2 separate regions of the Homo sapiens genome follow, and region 1 is linked to region 2. The links are chromatin loops, found by intact Hi-C in ENCODE. Cell type or tissue: heart left ventricle. All regions are shown on one strand. Each heading gives the region's core, and the rest is flanking DNA. Links, peaks and the distances in the headings are about the cores only.

Region 1 (9,351 bases), core at 881-8,880, 390 kb after region 2:
CACCTATAATCCCAGCACTTTGGGAGGCAGATCACCTGAGGCCCGGAGTTTGAGGCCAACATGGAGAAACCCCATCTCTACTAAAACAAAAATTAGCCAGGCATGGTGGTGCATGCCTGTAATCCCAGCACTTTGGGAGGCTGAGGCGGGTGGATCATGAGGTCAGGAATTCAAGACCAGCCTGGCCAACATGGAGAAACCCCATCTCTAGTAAAAATACAAAAATTAGCTGAGTGTGGTGGCAGGCGCCTGTAATCCCAGCTACTCAGGAGGCTGAGGCAGGAGAATTGCTTGAACTGGGAGGTGGAGGCTGCAGTGAGCTGACACAGGACAGCTTAATGAAAAAGAACAAGCAGCTCAAATTCTACATTTTTGGTTTAAGGTAAGTTTGTGCAACAAGATACTGTCTATGATGGGGCTAAAAGAATCTTTATCAGCCGGGCGCGGTGGCTCACGCCTGTAATCCCAGCACATTGGGAGGCCGAGGCGGGCAGATTGCCTGAGGTCAGGAGTTTGAGACCAGTCTGGCCAACATGGTGAAACCCTGTCTCTACTAAAAATACAAAAAAATTAGCCAGGAGTGGTGGCATGTGCCTGTAATCCCAGCTACTTGGGAGGCTGAGGCAGGGGAATTCCTTGAACCAGGGAGGTGAAGGTTGCAGTGAGCCAAGATCGTGCCACTGTACTCCAGCCTGGGTGACACAGCGAGACTCCGTCTCAAAAACAAAGCAAAACAAATCAAAAGAAAAAAAAAAAAAACCTTTATCTTGTGCAGCCACAGTACTAAGGTTGCCAAAACTCAGACTGAATCCTGTGGGTTGTCAAATTGTAAAATCCATTAAATCCACAGATCATCAAATCCCTTATGTGAAATGTAGGGCATTGATAAGGAAATGAGTGGGAGCCAGGAATTGGAATGGGGAGATAAGGGAGGATTCCATGAGCCTCTCCTTTCCCCCATCTAATGAGGCTGCTCTTGCCTTACTTGAAGACTCTGAAATAACAAAGTAATCACCTTAAGGGAGATGCCTATTCTCTGTATGCCCCACTTCCCTCACCTCATCAATGCTTTCAGATCTATAGGAAAAGTAAGACCCACCAAGGGGCCAATCACATCATCAACCCATAGAAGATGGTTTAGGGAAGGCCAGCCCAGCATGGTGAGGAAGGACCAGCACCTCACTCAGCAGTGTGCTAGTCACACTGAGCAGGTACAAAGGTTCTGGGAGATGCTGCATTATCAAGAAATCAATACTGAAGAGCACCTAACATGTTCAAATGTAAGGGAAGGAGATGTGTATTAATACATCTTGAGCTAGGTTTAGAAATAAATTAGTGAGAAAGAAAGAAAGAGAATGTCAAATATCTTAATTCATTCAGGCCATAAACTGGGTGGTTTATAAAACAAAAAAACAAAAACCAGAAAGGCCAGGAGCAGTGGCTCACACCTGTGATCCCAGCACTTTGGGAGGCCAAGGCAGGAGAATCACTTGAGCCCAGGAGTTCAAAACTAGCCTGGGCAACATAGTGAGACTTTTTCTCTACCAAAGATAAAAAAAGTTAGCCAGGCTGGTGGCATGTGCCTATAGTCCCAGCTACAGGGGTGTGGTTGTGGGGGCAGCTAAGGCAGGAGGGTCGCTTGGGTGCAGGAGGTCGAGGCTGCAGTGAGCCATGATCGTGCCACTACACTCCCAGTCTGGGTGACATAGCCAGACCCTGTCCCAAAACAAAAACACAAAAACTCAGAAATTTATTTGTCACAGTTCTGGAGGCTAGGAAGTCCAAGACCAAGGCGCCAACAGGTTTGGTATCTGGCGAGGGCCCGCTTTCTGGTTTATAGATGGCACATTCTTTTTTTTTTTTTTTTTTTTTTTTTTGAGACGGAGTCTCACTCTGTTGCCCAGGCTGGAGTGCAATGGTGCAATCTCGGCTCACTGCAACCTCTGCCTCCTGGGTTCAAATGATTCTCCTGCCTCAGCCTCCCGAGTAGCTGGGATTACAGGTGCCCACCACCACGCCCGGCTAATTTTTGTATTTTTAGTAGAGACGGGGTTTCACCATGTTGGTCAGGCTGGTCTTGAATTCCCAACCTCAAATGATCTGCCTGCCTCGGCCTCCCAAAGTTCTAGGATTACAGGCATGAGCCACCGCACCCAGCCCATAGATGGCATCTTCATGCTGTGTCCTACATGTGGAAAGGAAAGAGCAAACAGTTTCCCTCAAGCGTCTTATGAGACTGACATGCTGCTGACTGCACCAAGGAGGCAACGCAAACCTCTTTTATAAGAGCATTGATCCAATTAGTGAAGTCTCCACCCTCATGACCTAATCATCTCCCAAAGGCTCCACCTCCTAATACCATCACCTTGGAGCTTTGGATTTCAACGTATGAATGATGGGGGCCACGGTGGGTGCACAAACATTCAGACCACAGTACTAAGTAAAGGGAAAAAAGACAATTACTGATTTCAGAGAAAGCAAAAGTTGAACAGAAACTGGAAAATAATCATGGTTTACCACGTGGCTCAACTATGAACAGCCTTATATATTTATAACAAAGTAAACACTGAGTTTTAAACTAAATCGTGCTACAACAGCATTAGGAAGAGAGGGGACAAGAAGTATGCGTGTGAAGTAGAGGTGGATATAAGGTTTGTTAAAATGAGCTAAATCTTCATCTTTCATTGAGAAAAATCAACAGGTCATGCCTAAAACGAAAGGATGAAGATACAGCAATATTTGTTATTTGGAGAGATAAACATAAATACCTAAGTAATCAGTTAAAAGTGGTTGCCTCCTATAAATGGGTAATACAAATGGATGTCAGGGAGTGTAGACTTCTGTACCAAGCCTTATAGAATTACTTGACTCTTTAAACTTTGTAATTTCAATAAAAGTAAAAAATAAATTTAAAAATCATCTGTAAAGTCTAATATCAGTTACCTGAAAAAATAAAACATGAGGAATTATGTGGAACAGGCTAATGTAGGCCTCAGGGAATTGGGACAGAATTGTGGTCACAGTGAAGAAAGGTTCAATCTAATCAATTGCTCTGTGTAAAGAAAGAATGCCTGGCTTGTGGGGGTGCAGTGCAGTAGTGGAGCCCGGACAACAGTCACGAGAATTCTAGGAGGGAACATTTGCAGTGTGTGTCCAGGACTGGCAGTGGGGAAGGGCCCAGCCCAGCCTGGGCTTCCCAGGAAACAGAGCTTGAGGCAAAGGTTTATGTATGAACACTTTATTGGGAATGCAATCCCAGGGAAGCAAAAGTGAGGGAGAAAGGGGTGTGCAGCAAAGAAAGAGGGAGAGCAAACAGGAGGTGCGCTACTGAGCTGGCCTCTGCTCAGCTAATTAATCATGGACCTCGTAGGGCTGAACTTCTGCATCTCCATCCATCTAAGCAAAGGACAAAAATATCATTGATCTGCTGGTTCTCCTTCATCTCCTGGATCCCAGTGGTCAAAATTTGCCTCCATGGAAGTTAATTCTCCTGCACTTCCAGTGTGTAAAGGATGATATGCACTCCCTCACCAGCTGCTAGAGAGCCAGATCCCAAGCCCTGCATCAGGGGCTTTGTCTGAGTCCAAAAGTGGTGAGAAGCACCAGCAGCAGCAGGGCAAGGCCCTCACAGTCACTGCAGGATGCAGCAGAGCCCACAGAGGTGTGGGCTACAACAATGAGCCAAGGCCCCAAGATGAGTCTGAAAGGACCACGCAGAGGAGGTAGCTGACACAGGACCTAGCTCATTACCACAGCATCTGAACCCCGGATGTGCAGCCCTGCAGTGGCAACAGATACATCCAGCCTCAAGCCCCACCTCTAATGTTCATGGTCACTGAAGAAGCTACTGATAGTCACAGCTCTCGCTGTAAAATATCCTACATTAGCCCATACATTTCTTGAGAGTTTGGCTGTGGGAGAATGTCCGCCCAGGGAGGGATCAGGGCCTCCCAAGGTAACGCTCCACCCGCTCAGCAAACTGCAACAAGACTGGGTATATAGGGTTTGCATTTTACTGACCTCTGGCAATGAATAAATTATTAAAATAATACATTCATTCATACAGCAATAATTACAAAAATCCACTAAGAACCAGAATGTCATGATGAGCAAAAACAGAAAGGGTTCTACCTTAAAAAGCATACAGTTTAAAAAGGAAGACAGTCACTAACAATGAACATGTAAATAAAGGGTGTTGTAAGGGCATGAAATGAAAGGGTGTGCCTCTTCTGGATTATCAGGGCAGGCTTCCCTAAGGAAGAGATGACCAAAAAGGAGGACTAACTAGGTGAAGAAAGCATTCCAGGCAAGGGAACACTATTTGCAAAGACCTAATGGCAGATGGGAGCCTGGATTGTTCAAGAACTTGAGGAGGGCCGAGTGGCCAGAGAGCAGGAACCAAGAAGCACAGCCATGAGGTGAGGCATGAGGGCACCCTGCTGGTAGGTGGCTGCCAGGACAGTGGCCCTCTGTGCCTTCAAAAGCTAAAAGGAAGGCCCAAGGTGAAGGCAGCACTGTGCCCATAAGAGTCTGAATTAATTGGAAGAATATCAAATAATTGGGCTGCCAGCTGTTCCCAGGTGGTCAGGACACATCAGTCCAGCTTTTCTAACAACTGCTTTAAAAGTGTGACACTTTTGGTCTCTTATTTATTTATTTATTTATTTATTTATTTATTTATTTGAAACAGAGTCTCGCTCTGTCGCCCAGGCTGGAGTGCAGTGGCGCAATCTTGGCTCACTGCAAGCTCTGCCTCCCAGGTTCAAGCCATTCTCCTGCTTCAGCCTGCCGAGTAGCTGGGACTGCAGGTGCCTGCCACCACGTCTGGCTAACTTTTTGTATTTTTAGTAGAGACGGGGTTTCACCGTGTTAGCCAGGATGATCTTGATCTCCTGACCTCGTGATCTGCCCACCTCGGCCTCCAAAAGTGCTGGGATTACAGGCGTGAGTCATCGCACCCGGCGACACTTTTGATCTTTATGGGAACATAACATTTAGCTTCCTAAAACTTCAGTGAAGTAGTGCTGAGGGCCAACAATGTTTGAAAAATTAAGTAACGCAGTTAGTAAGAACAATAAGAAAAGGCAAAAAGCAAGCATCTTTTCAAGGAACAAAATACTTCAAACATAAACTTACAGAAGCAATTTTAAATGGGATGCCACAGTTCCCCTGCTTATCCACGGTTTCGCTTTCCGAGCTTTCAGTTATCTGCTGTCAACTGCAGTCTGAAAATATTAAATGGAAAATTCCAGAAATAAATATTTTGTAAGTGTTAAGTTGCATGCCGTTTTGAGTAGCGTAATGAAATCTTACACATCCTGCTCCGTCCCACCTGGGATGTGAATCAGCCACGCGGCCTGCCCGTTAGTCACTTCGTCTTGGTTAACAGCTCGACTGCAGTGGTATTATGGTGCTTGGGTTCAAGTCACCCTTACTTGAATGAATAGTGGCCCCAAAGCAGAAGAGAAGCGACGCTGGCGTATTGTTATAATTGTTCTATTTTATTATTGTGTTACTCTATTACTGTGCCTAGTTTATAAATTAAACTTTATCATAGATATGTATGTATAGGGAAAAACATAGTATATACAGAGTTTGGTACTATCGCAGTTTCAGGCATCCACTGGTGGGGGGGGGTGGGAATCTCAGAAAGTATCCCCCATGGATAAGGGGAGGGGATTCTCAGAAAGTATCCCCCTTGGATAAGAGGGGGGTCTCAGAAAGTATACCCCATGGATAAGAGGGGACTACTGTATTCATCTCAGGTTGCAGAACTCTTGAGAAATTGAGAATTATGATGAAGCGTAGAAGATGATCCTTACTGAAATGGAACCATTCTCTATGCACTGTTTTGTAACCTATTTTCCCTACTCTGTCTCCAAAATGATATCATTGCCAAGGAGATTCACTCTTCACATCCTTGTAACAATGAGTGAAATGCCCTCAAATCAATGGGTACTTCTGGGCAACATTTTCTCTACAATTTCAGCTACTAAAAAATGTTAGTTTTAAACACATAAAGGCAACAGAGGCATATTTTGATTCTAAGCTGTTACATTCCTCTTGTACTATTTAATATAGATTCCTTTCATGTCTATGTTCATATAAGTCTGTATGAATGCTTAACTGTATGCTCTTAGCTTAACAGTTTGAACATTTTCCCTGGATATAAATATATTTAGTCTGAGGTATTTATGCTAAAGTTTTTTTAAAGTGAATATTATACTTTGACAATGTGACTCTGAGCTGTGGCATACAGAATTAAAACAACAATATTTAGCCTACCAAAAATGTTGAAATTTGCATCAGATCTCTGCAAAGGTGTAAATAGAATGGCTTGACATTTGAGAATTTTTTTTAAAAAAGGAAACTAATAACTCCAAAGACACAGTGGCAATCCCAGAAAAAAATTAAACTATAGACCAAAAAAGGACAAAATTATTAAAATACACATATATACAAAAATATCATCTGCCACAGTATTTTTTTTTTAGACAGATTCTCACTCTGTCGTCCAGGCTGGAGTACAGTAGCATAATCTTGGCTCACTGCAACCTCCTCCTCCTGGGTTCAAGCGATTCTCCTGCCTCAGCCTCCCTAGTAGCTGGGATTACAGGCACCCGTCACCACAACTGGCTAACTTTTTGTATTTTTAGTAGAAATGGGGTTTCACCATATTGACCAGTCTGGTCTCAAACTCCTGATCTCAGGTGATCCATCCACCCCAGCCTCCCAAAGTGCTGGGATTACAGGCGTAAGCCACTGCACCTGGCCAAGTTTTAATTATTCTCTGGGCTCCCCAGTTTAAAATATTTTTATATATGCTATGACAGAAACAGATTCATCCATTTAATTTATTTGAGTAACAGCACTCTGTTTAATAAATTTTCTATTTTAAAATTCATTTTACATTGATCATATGCCATGTGCCAGACTCTATATATAAGATCTGAGTTATTCTTGGAAGACTTCCTGAATTTGTATTTCAATAGTTTAGAAGATTTTGCTTTCTATCATTCTAGAACAATAGTAACTTGATAAATTCTTTCTTTGCTAAATTCTCAGTGCAGATTTCACTAGCTGGGCTATTTCAACTTATTTATCACGAAGCATTTGCTGGGCCATCCCCTGTGGCATGGATGTCACCAATTCCATCTTGGAATTTGCTCTATTTCTCCACTGGGTGAAGTGGTTTATTGGCTGTCAATCTGTAAAGTGCTCTCTGGGATTATCTGAGTGCAAGACAGTAGGAGTGGAAACATATTTCACTGTCTTTTCTGTCAAGATGAAAGGAACATGCCCAATAAATTATCTTCTAGCAAGAGTGGATGAAAATTCCAGTGAGTGACCTAGAGCCTCCATCAGATGGTGGCCATACACAGTGTCCTGTGGATAGTTATGGTCTCCAGGGTCTGATGGCTTCTTCTACTGTCACTTTAGTTTCATATTTGTTATTACTATATGTGTATGTATGTATGCATACATTATATATAAATATTTGCTCTAAAACCTACTCCTCAAAGTCATGGAAAGTGAGAAAGAGAGAATTAGAATTTTCCTTCCCACCCTGTCCTCATCTGCCCAGTTTCTTCGCCATACCTCCTCCACCCTCCATCTAACCATTGTTACTATTTTCTTATGAGTCCATACAGATTTTCTTTACATACTTGCAAGCAAATATGAATATTTCCTTTGGGTTGTTTTCCTTTTATACATAAAAGGTAGCCCACTAGATACGTTATTCTGCACCTCATGTTTTCCCTCTCATTTCACAGATAGCACCCTTTGTTTTGTTTTGTTTTGAGGCAGTTTCACTCTGTCACCAAGGCTGGAGTACAGTGGTGCAATCTCGGTTCATTGCAATCTCCACCTCCTGGGTTCAAGCAATTCTCCTGCCTCAGCTTCTCAAGTAGCTGGGATTACAGGCAAGTGTCACAACACCTGGATAATTTGTGTATTTTTAGTAGAGATGGGATTTCACCAAGTTGGCCAGGCTGGTCTCAAACTCCTGAACTCAAGTGATCAGCCTGCCTTGGCCTCCCAAAGTGCTAGGACTACAGGCGTGAGCCACTGTGCCTGGCCCCTTATTCTTTTTATAGCTGTATAACATTCCATTCTTCCAATATATGGATAAACCATAGTTTATATAATCAGTCCCCTTTTGAGGGAAATTTAGGTTTTTTCAATCTTTTATTATTACTGCAATAATTAACCCTGTACACCGTCATTTTTCCTGTGTGCAAATATACTTTAGGACAAATTTCTAGAAATGGAACTGCAGGAACAACTGATCTATGTGTTTGTAATTTTGACAAATATTGCCAAATTGTTCTCTATAAGGGCTGTACCAAGTCACTCCCACCCACAGTGTGTGGTTCCATTTGATGTATTTTCAATGGTTTTCTGAAGACAGAACATGTTCTGATCATTTCTTGTTTCCTATCTATGACATGCCTTCATTGAACAAAGACTTACCTAGGGCCAGACACGCCCCACACCCTCTTCTTAGGTCCTGGAAATAACAGCAGTGAACAAAGCAACACAAATCCATTTCTTAACATTTGTGTTGTGAGACAGAGAAATAGAGGGTGGAGGATGGGCCTGGAACATACTTTCGTGATCATCTGAAGCCACAGTCACCAACTCAGATGTCACACAGGGAACTTGCGTGTGTGAAGAAGGGCAGCAGTGAGCTGTCAGAGGGAATGGTGAGGCCTGCGTGGTCTTGAAGAGCACAGGCCTGTGTGCAGGCTGACCTACAGCAATAGGTCATGTGGGAAAAAAAAAAAAAAAGCCCATGTGACAGCGCTTCCCAATTTTCAAGAGAAACCAGAAATACAATTTTCATGTGATATCTCCCCACCTTTAATGCTGAGAAGTCATTCTAAATTTTAAGAACACTTTGAGGACAGTTTTTGTTACTGGGGCTAAGCAAGTTGATACTACAGTTTATATGGAAAAAGAAACATTCCTGCGAATATCTAGGAAAATACTGAGGGGCAAAAAGCTATAGTGGGCATTGGAGACTAGCACTACTATTCATTAAAACGTCTACAAAGCCTCTGTAATTAAAACTGTGCGGTACTGGTGCATGAATAGATGGACCAGCAGAACAGAATAAAAAGGCCGGAAATCAACCTAAGTGCATATGGAAAAGTGGTATACATTCAAGGTGGCATTTCAAAACATTGGGACAAATACTGAGTTTTTATTAAGTGGTGCTGCAACAATGGTTAGCTGTGGAACAAAGATAAAACTGGATCATGGGAGTCACTTCCAAGATGGCCGAATAGGAAGAGCTCCAGTTTACAGCTCCCAGCAAGATCGATGCAAAAGATGGGTGATTTCTGC
Region 2 (9,351 bases), core at 653-8,652:
ACTCCTGACCTCAGGGTGCCTCAGCCTCTCAAAGTGCTGAGATTACAGGCCTGAGCCACCGCGCCCGGCCCTAACAATACATTCTCAGAATGTATTCCCATCACTATGTGACGCATGACTGAATAACTTCCACTGGGTTCAACTGACCCCCCATCTGGTTGTTACTTTGGTGCACTTATTTCCATTTAATCTGTCCTCCTTACTAGGTGGATACTATTATCAGATGAGATATGGAGTCCCTATAAGGTGTAGCAACTAACCCTGTGTCTGGCAGCTGGTAAGTGGCAGATCAAGATTTGGACTCAGGTCTTAAGTCTCGGACCATAGCTAGGTCAATTGTTCCACCACAGAGCCATCCCACACTAGGCAGGATTTCCTTGTGTCCTGACTCAGAAAGGCAGCTGTGGCAATGCGGATCTGTTATGTGGCTCTAACTACCATCCCCATCAGCTCACCACTGAGGCGAAGAGGTATGTGTTTGTTATCTATTACTGGGTCATAAATTACCCCCAAATTTGTACTGGTTTTCTATTGCTATGTAACAAATTACCTCAAAGCATAACGGCTTAAAACAATATCAATTATACTACAGTTTTTGTTAGTCAGGAATCCCGAAGTGGCTTATCTGGGTGCTTCTGGCTCAGGGTCTCTCATAAATGGCAGTTAAGCTATTGGCTGAGGCTGAAGGTTTGACTGGACCTGTAGGGTCCGCCTCTGAGGCGGCTCCTGACATGGCTGGCAAATTGGTGCTTGAGGTTAGCAGGAGGCTTTACTTCCTCTCCACATGGGCCTCTCCACAGGCTGCTTGAGTGTCCTCACGACATGGCGGCTGGTGTGGCTTTCCCGGGATTGAGCAACCCGAGACAGTAAGGTGGAAGGGACAATGCTTTTCGTGGCCTATCACAGCAGTCCCACAATATCCTATTTGTTAGAAGGAAGGCACTAAGATCAGCTCCTGTTTGAGGGAAGGGGAATTAGTCTTCACCTTTTGGAGGAAGGAGTGTCAAGAGAATGTGTGGATATATTTTAAAACCACCACAGGGTGACATTTCCTGCCATTTGCGTACACATCCCAGCATAGCATTGGGGCTCCCCTCACCCCTTCTTGCCCCGCCAGGGCTGTGAGTATTCTGTGTCGTTTCCCATGTGTGAGACCCTGTGTGTGGATCCCACAGGCAGATTAGGTCAGAAGAGGATTCTGGGAAAAGAAAAGTCAACCTGTCATTAGAGATCATGGACAGTGGGCTGAGTCCAGCACAGGACTCTGAGAGGGAGGCGGGGCAGGAAGGCAGTCCATTCTTAACATACTTATGTAGTCACTTTTCTGTCTTGAGGCACACAAAAAAAACAAGGTCATATCTTTTAATGTCTCAGTAAAACAGCTTGAGCCCTCCCCTTATCACCTTGAGAAACGCCTCAGGCCTTCCTCCAAGGAAAGACCCCCAGGATGCTTAGTCATATCCAAAATGTCAATCCCTGTCCTTTCCACCTTGCCTTTGCAGTCAGAACCTCCACCCAAGGCCAGAGGATGCCCCAATGTCATGTGCACTCTATCTACCCCACTGGCATCCCAGGCAGTGTGATCAGGGCTTAGTGTCCTGCTTCTGCCACCTCCGCAACTGCTGGCACAGACCTTTTCATAGTTGCAGCAGACCCTGGGGCATGTGGAGGGAGGACCCATCTTCGACTCCCCATTGCACTCAGCAGATGTGGCCACCTTCCAGTATCACTGACTCAGACACACGCACCCAGCCCTTGCCCAGGGTGCAAGCCTGCCTTCAGGAAGGATGACTGCACCCAGGCTGGCTGTCTCAGCTCCTGGACTCAGAATCACTATTACCTCCTCAACCCCAACTTCCTGCAGGAGCTAGTTCACCTGTTTTTTATGTCAGGGACCTTGGGGCCTTCCCTGTCACTGGATTTGATTCGGAGTCATCCCAATCTCACAACATATTATTTATTCCCCCCTTCATGTCTTTGAATAAAATTGATGCACCCAGAAGGTATAACATGTATATCTTGCAGCTTCAAGTACAAGAGGTCCTAGGCTTCAACTTAAAAACTTTCTGGGGGAAGGCATAAGAAGGCTTTTCTTGTGGGAGCGTGTTAAGCAGCAGAAGGGGTCCCAAAACGTGTTTAGTGTTTACCCTTCCCTAAAGACATTTGCTTAGAGTTTGGAGTACACTGAGGCTGCCTGAAAGAAGACAGGGAAGAAGCTAGAACTGCCCTTCCATTTCCTGCAAAATTTCATCTCCTGCCCCACTCCCCTACTCGTAACTCTCCTTTAGACACACTCCTCTATGGCAGACAACTTCTGATACATTCAATTCCAGGTACTCATTTTTTGGTGAATGTTCCATTGCATCTGAATGATATTGAAGTGAACTTCTCTTACCTGCATGTGTGTGCACACACACACGCACACACACGCACGCACACACACACACGTGCGCTCACATGCACATGCGCACACACACGCACATGCACACACGCACGCATGTGCATACACATGCACACACGCACATGTACACATACACACACACACATGCACCCAAGGTCAACACCTTAAAATCCCACTGCATTTAAACCATGAGTGGGTGGGACCTTGAGGAAATCACCAAAGATGTTTCAGGAGTCTCCCTCTGATGGCCCACATCTGGGAAGCCCTGGAGAGATGTGGATTTGACAATTTACGAAAGCTAAGGTAGAGAGGGCCCTGAAAAAGGAGCTGGCTAGCCGGCCGCTGATGTGAGAGTGAGGTCATGGGTGCTTGGGTTGTGACTCACCTCTCCAGCCCTTCACAGGGCACCTGAAGCACCTGGGGGTTTGAGGGCTTGAACACTTAGACAAAGGAAGGCTCTAAAATGGCCCACTGAAACATGCAGACACCTTGAGAAAAGTGTTTTGAGTTTTTCTTTTACTCCAAATAAAAATAGCTATTTTAAAAGAGTGGAATAAATGACATAATAATAATGGCACTAAATTGCTAACATGTACCAGTTGCTTCCCTCATGCTGCGATGTGCAGAGTGGCTCATTACATTTAATCCTCACAACAAACCTTTGGGTATGATTCCCTGTAACAAATGGGGAGAGCTCAAATAACTTCTCAGGGCCACATACCTGATGCTGTGGACTGAATGCATGTATCCTCCAAAATTCTTATGTTGAAGCCCTAACCCCCAATTCGCCTGTATTTGGAATATGAAAGTAATTGAGGTCATAAGGGTGGGGTTCTGATCTGATAGAATTAGTGTCCTCTCTCTTGCTCTCGCTCTCCCCTCCCTCCGCCTCTCTGCAAGCACGAAGAGGTCATGTGAGTCCATAGCAAGAAGGGGACCATCTGCAACCCAAAGGAAGAGCCCTCACCAGACACCAACTCTGCTGCCCTTGATCTTGGACTTTCAGTCTCCAGAACTGTGAGAAAATAAATTTATGTTATTTAAGCCACCCAGTCTGTGGTATTTTTTTATGGCAGCCCTAGAAGACTAATATATCTGACAAGCCACTACATTGGGATTACGAGCACCACAGCCCTCACTGTTACTCATCACCCTAAACTGCCTCCAACAAATATCATCATTTTAATATTTTATGTTTTGCTAAGCCATAGGCTAGCTTTAATATTTCAATTGAAGTGAGAAGTGTTTTTAAAACTTGGCATTATGTTGTACAGCTGTATTCTAACACTGATGGTTGTTGCTTAAAGCCGTTTCACTAAATTTAGATCTCTGGAAAAAAATTTGTTTGAGCATGGAAACAGGTTGGAAATATTGCACCCAATAATAACAGTTTAACTTTTGGCTTATGAAATACTTCAGTGGGAAAGTATTTGCTCAAATCTCTGCCTGCTATTATAGTTGAAGGCTTGGCGATAGTATTTGCCCTTCCTCTGAACTTTCTGGATATCAAAGCCACGTGGAAGTATAGCTTGTCTTATGTATGAAAAACAGGGCAAGGCAACTTTTGAAGAATTGCCGTTAAGAGGTGCATTTAGCTGTGTCAATCATTTAGACAACGATTATCTGGTATGTGAATGATCCAAACCCTTTTTATTTTTTTCTGCCTCTTTTGAAAATACTGTGAGGAGCCATCTGGCTATTGACCACTTCTTCCTTCCACATGATGGCTGGTCTACCTACCTCAGTTGGCAAAGTCCCCTCAACAGAGGCCAGGGCCAGAGGGCAGGGCTTGTTAATAGATGGGAATGAGAGCTGCCCTTGGCTCCTCTTTCTTTCTCTGTTGTGTGAAGGTCAAGTTGTCTCCTCATTTGGAGATCAGATAGCTGTGTGTGCACAGCTCTTGATCCACTTCCCTATTTCTAACTTTGATTAGTGACTTTGGCTTTACGGAGGTAGCATCTTCTACATCCACTGCTGGATGTAGACATCCACTGTGTCTCTGTAGACAATTCAAGCAGTACTAAAGGAGTGATAGATAGACGATAGATAGATAGATAGATAGATAGATAGATAGATAGATAGATAGATAGGCAAGAATAGCCCATAATCTCAACCATAATCATTATTAACATTTAGGGTAAACTTCCAAATCTCTTTCTTTGTGCATATATACATACAGATGCATAGAAATTTACATATACCAGATTATAGTAGGCATGTCCTTAAGGAACTTGAGTTATTACCCTTGTTATGCTGCAGGGATTGTTCCTTGTCAGTGTGTAAAGTTGCATGCCAACCTTTTGTAACAGGCTGTGTAAGGTGCTGATTCAACCAAATAGTGGATAGTATAGGCTGGATTGTGCATTGTTAAGAACCAAGTGGCTAAGTTCTTTAGGGCTAACTCCAAAGAAAACCCGACAGTTGGCATTAGATGCCATGTGCCCCAAGAATGAGAGAGGATGAACTGACTTTATGGGCCTTGCTCTTTTGGAGGGATTAGAACTACAGAGATCACTTTTGGGGGGAGTGCAGTGTTCATGGGCTGGTTATGTAATAAACGGTATATTATCTTGTAATATATGGGGTGTGATGCTGTCTTCTCTTCTAAACTGAAAAAACTTGATTGCAGAAACACATTTGGCCCTAAGAGTTTTGGACAAGGATTGTGAACCCATCATATGGTCAGTCCTCATTTCACATGGTTCTATGGTAACTGAGATAAAATCTCAGACTGCATCTTCCCAACTGGATCACTGTGAGGTTTACATAAGATAAAGTGATCTATAACATGCTTAGTGCAGTGTGAGACACATAGTGAGTGAGCCTTCCTTGCTGCTAGCAGTCCTATCACCTTACAGCAGCATCTGCTCTGCTCGAGTGTCTGTACCCGTCAGGTCTCTGCAAACCGGGCTCTCATAATCAGTGGGGAGTGTCTAAACCTCCATTTAGGGTCCTCCTACGGTACACTCACACAGACCCCAGAAATGCAAGCAGTCCCTTGGGGGAGACAAGGAGGATGTTAGAGAGTTATGGTTGGGAAGCTTTGTCAGGGAGAAATTAGCATTTCCCATCGGAGACCATGGGAAGGGCACTCTAGAAAAAAGAGCACAGGAAAAAGTATGGCTCAATACAGGGTCCAGAAATACTCACCTGGAGGAACTATGTGTATTTCCTGCTATAGTAATATAGCATAGTATTTGTAATGAAAAATTGTATTCTAAACCTAAAGATTACTAAGCCAATTGGCTTGTATTAAGAGCCTTAGATATCTACCTAGCTTTGACCTAGTAGTTAAGCATTTAGGAAATAATGAGAGGCAGATAAAAATCTACAAATGTATAAGCAAAAAGAAAAAAAAAGATATTAGAGAAAGGAAGGATTAAAAAGACTAATTAATCTTAAGAGTTTTTCCTTTTTCTTTTCTTTCTAGAGACAAGGTCTCACTGTGTCATCCAGGCTAGAGCATAGTGGTGGAATCATAGCTCACTGTAGCCTCCATCTCCTGGGCTCAAGTGATCCTCCCATCTCAGCCTCCCAAGAAGTTAGGACTACAGGTGCATACCACCATGTCCGGTCACTTTTTTCGCCCTAGAGATGAGGTCTCACTATGTTGTCTCAAACTCTGGCCTCAAGCAATCTTCCCATCTTGGCTTTCCAGAAGTTGGGATTACAGGCATGAGCAACTGTGTCTGGCCTCCAAGACTTTTTTGAGGCTTCTGAAAAGCCAATGTTGTTTTCACCCCAACATTTAATCATTCCAATATTCCTCTCTGCAGTGAGGCAGGAGGGAGCAGAGCAGTATAACCATCACTTCTTTTGCATTGTTACAGTAGCAGTAACAATTCAACAAAGTATGTATGTAACTGTTTAATTGTTTAACAATGTAACTGTTTAACAAAGTAACTGTGGAGAGCAATTTTGCACAGCTTATAGAAAACGCCAATGCTAGGTGAGCTGATAGAGCATGCTGTTCAGTTTGCAGCCACTAAGGCTAATGGAAAACCTTCAGATTCCTTCTTGAAGTGAGAGCATAAAGGAATGGAGGGCATTTGGTTGCCATTTCCGTTGGGAAATTGGACAAGAGGTTCAGTTTTTCAAAAGTCTCCATTCCATAAAGCAAATCTACATTTTGCATGGCCAGGTTTGAAATAGTATGCCTCTCCCCTCCAGCTGGTGACCCTGGAGACACGCCCTTCAGGTCAAGTCTCTGTAAAACAGCTTATTCTGGCAACTAGGAAATTGAGCTCACTCTTGAGCTCAGATTATACGAATAACTAATACATGTTTAGCGTTTTATGGTTAGGAAATGCTGTCCTGAGAAGCTCATCAATAGGTTTATTAGTTATTGGTATCCTTGTTTTATTGATTTACTAAAATTACACAGTTGTTCGGGCCTGGGAGTTAAATTCTCTTCACCAGATGCCAAATCCTACGTTTTTCTTACCACATCATGGTGCCACAGGTTAAGGAATACAGTGCAGGGTTCTGAATCTCTCTCCTGTAGGACAGTGCTTCCCAAGCCTGGCTACTTGACAAATCTCCCAAGAGGTGTTGGAAATGCAGATTCCTGGGCCTTGCCCCTAGATTCTGACCTAGAGTGTTATTAGTAAATCTGTATTTTTAAATAGTTGCCTGGTGGTCTAATATACAGTCAGGATTGACAGCTACTGTTTAGTTAAATCAAACACCAATGCTATAATTTTTAACCGATATCATTTTTAGGGTTTGGTTTCCAAAGTTGGAAATCAGTGTGTTTTAGATCAGTGGTTTCCTGTCTTCTAAAACCTACCTTACCTTTAAAGAATCTGTTGAAATCTGTGGATCTTTCCCTAAGAAACACACAAACACACACATACACACTTTTATATATAATTCTAGAGGGCTATATTAGTTTCCTGCTTCTGCTATAACAAATGGTCACAAGCATAGCGGCTTAAAACAACAACATTTATTATCTTACAGTTCTGGATGTCAGAAGTGGGACAGGAGTCTCACTGGATTAAACTCAAGGTGTTGCCTTTCTGGAGGCTCTAGGAGATAATCCATTTTATTGTCTCTTCCATCTTCTAGAAGCTGCCTGTATTACTTGGCTCATGGGTCCCTTCTTTTATCTCCAAAGCCAACAATGTGGCATCTCTCTGACCCCACTTCCACTTCACATCTCTTTCTCGTGCTACAGCCAAGGAAAGGTTCTCTGCTTTTAAGGATTCACATAATTAGACTGTGCCCAGCCAGATAATCCTGGAAAATCTTTCCATCTCAAGACCCTTAACCTTAATCACATTTTCAGTCCTTTTTTGCCATATAAGGTGACATATTCACAGGTTCCAGGGATTAGGAGGGGGACTATTAGTCTACCAACCACAGGGGATCTTAGGACCTCTGAAGCAACATGGAAAATGAGTGAACTCTAGGTTAGGAGCATCTGTTCTAGATTCCATTCATTCTAGATGTTAAATCAACAAGAAATTCTGCTTGCCTACAAATAACAGAATCCCTAAAAGCAGTGGCTCTTATAAATTAGGTGTTTACTTTTTTTCAGGTAGTAAGAAGTCCCCAGGAAGGCATCCCATGTCAGGTGCAGCAGTTCTAGCATGTGACAGCTGAAGTCTCTGCAATTCTCCTGGCCTTTCCTTTGAGGTGGCCCTCAAAACAGCTGCTGCATCTCCAGCCATGACCTCTGTGCTTCATGCAAGAGGGGCAAGGGCACAGGACAAAAGCCATAAGTCAGCTGAGTTGCCTCTCCTTTAAGAAACCTCCTGAGAAGCCTACCACCCAAATAACATGCTCATATCTCATTGGCCAGACACTGCACATGGCCACTCTGTCTGCAAAAGAGACTGGGAAACATAGTTTTATTTATTTTTAAAGCTAGGCATATTAACACTCCACTAACTCTGGGCTTTGTTAGTAAGGAAAATGGGAAGTATAAATATTGGGAAGATACTAGTGCTCTCTACCACAGATGAAAACTTCAGCCAGGCACAGTGGCTCATGGCTGTAATCCCAGCACTTTGGGAGGCCAAGGCAGGTGGATCACTTGAGCTCAGGAGTTTGACACCAGCCTAGACAACATGGCAAAACCTCGTTTCTACCAAAAGTATAAAAATTAGCCGGGCATGGTGGTACATGTCTGTGGTCCCAGCTACTTGGGAGGCTGAGGTGGGAGGATTGCTGGAGCCTGGGAGGTCGAGGCTGCAGTGAACAGTGATTGCACCACTGCACTCCAACCTGGGGGACAGGAGCGAGACACTGTCTCAAAAACAACAACAAAACCAAAAAAAGAAAAACAAAAGAAAACCTTGTGTTTTGTGTTCTACAACGAGAATTGATCATTTTTCACTCTCACACAACCAAAACATGAAGAAAGTTAAAAGTCTCCTTCAAAATCTCCCCCATAGTGCCTCATCCTCTTACTAAGCTTGCTTTTCTTTAAGCAGGTCATTCTTTTTTTTTTTCATTTTTCTTGAGATGGATTCTTACTCTGTCACCCAGGCTGGAGTGCAGTGGCACGATCTCGGCTCACTGTAACCTCCGCCTCACAGGTAAAAGCAGTTCTCCTGCCTCAACCTCCCAAGTAGCTGAGATAACAGGCGTGCGGCATCTCGTCTGGCTAATCTTCTTATTTTTAATAGAGATGGGGTTTCACCATGTTGACCATGGTTGGCCAGGCTGGTCTCGAACTCCTGACCTCAGGTGATCTGCCCGCTTTGGCCTCCCAAAGTGCTGGGATTAAAGGCATGAGCCACCGTGCCCAGCTATTCTTTTTCTTTCTTTTCTTTTTTTTTTTTTTTTCAGATGGAGTCTTGCTCAGTCACCCAGGTTGGAATGCAGTGGCGCACTGTCGGCTCACTGCAAGCTCGACCCCTCAGCTTCAAGCGATTCTCCTGCCTCAGCCTCCCAAGTAGCTGGAATTACAGGCATGTGCCACCATGCTTGGCTAATTTTTT

Evidence for each region. Hi-C counts contacts between places; a loop is a spot of excess contacts. Peaks named below come from ENCODE experiments on the same cell type or tissue, not always from the same donor. Only the 100,000 strongest peaks of a DNase experiment are listed, where the experiment ranks them.
Region 1: a loop joins it to region 2, with 3 times the contacts of the local background. A loop is called at or near these places in 6 of 110 quality-filtered maps.

Annotation. Positions count from the first base shown.
Region 1 is chr3:37,829,543-37,838,893 of GRCh38, forward strand. It overlaps ITGA9-AS1 (ITGA9 antisense RNA 1), which reads right to left. Exons shown (of 4, transcript NR_110531.1): 2 at 5,137-5,225. Among named protein-coding and RNA genes, the nearest start is that of ITGA9-AS1, 28 kb to the right of the region's middle. In heart left ventricle, for the core only: a CTCF peak has its summit at 4,425; no DNase peak of the experiment used is centred there.
Region 2 is chr3:37,441,069-37,450,419 of GRCh38, forward strand. No RefSeq gene overlaps it. Among named protein-coding and RNA genes, the nearest start is that of ITGA9, 6.4 kb to the right of the region's middle. RefSeq lists a silencer at 2,660-2,844. In heart left ventricle, for the core only: no CTCF peak of the experiment used is centred there; no DNase peak of the experiment used is centred there; H3K27me3 peaks cover 258 bases.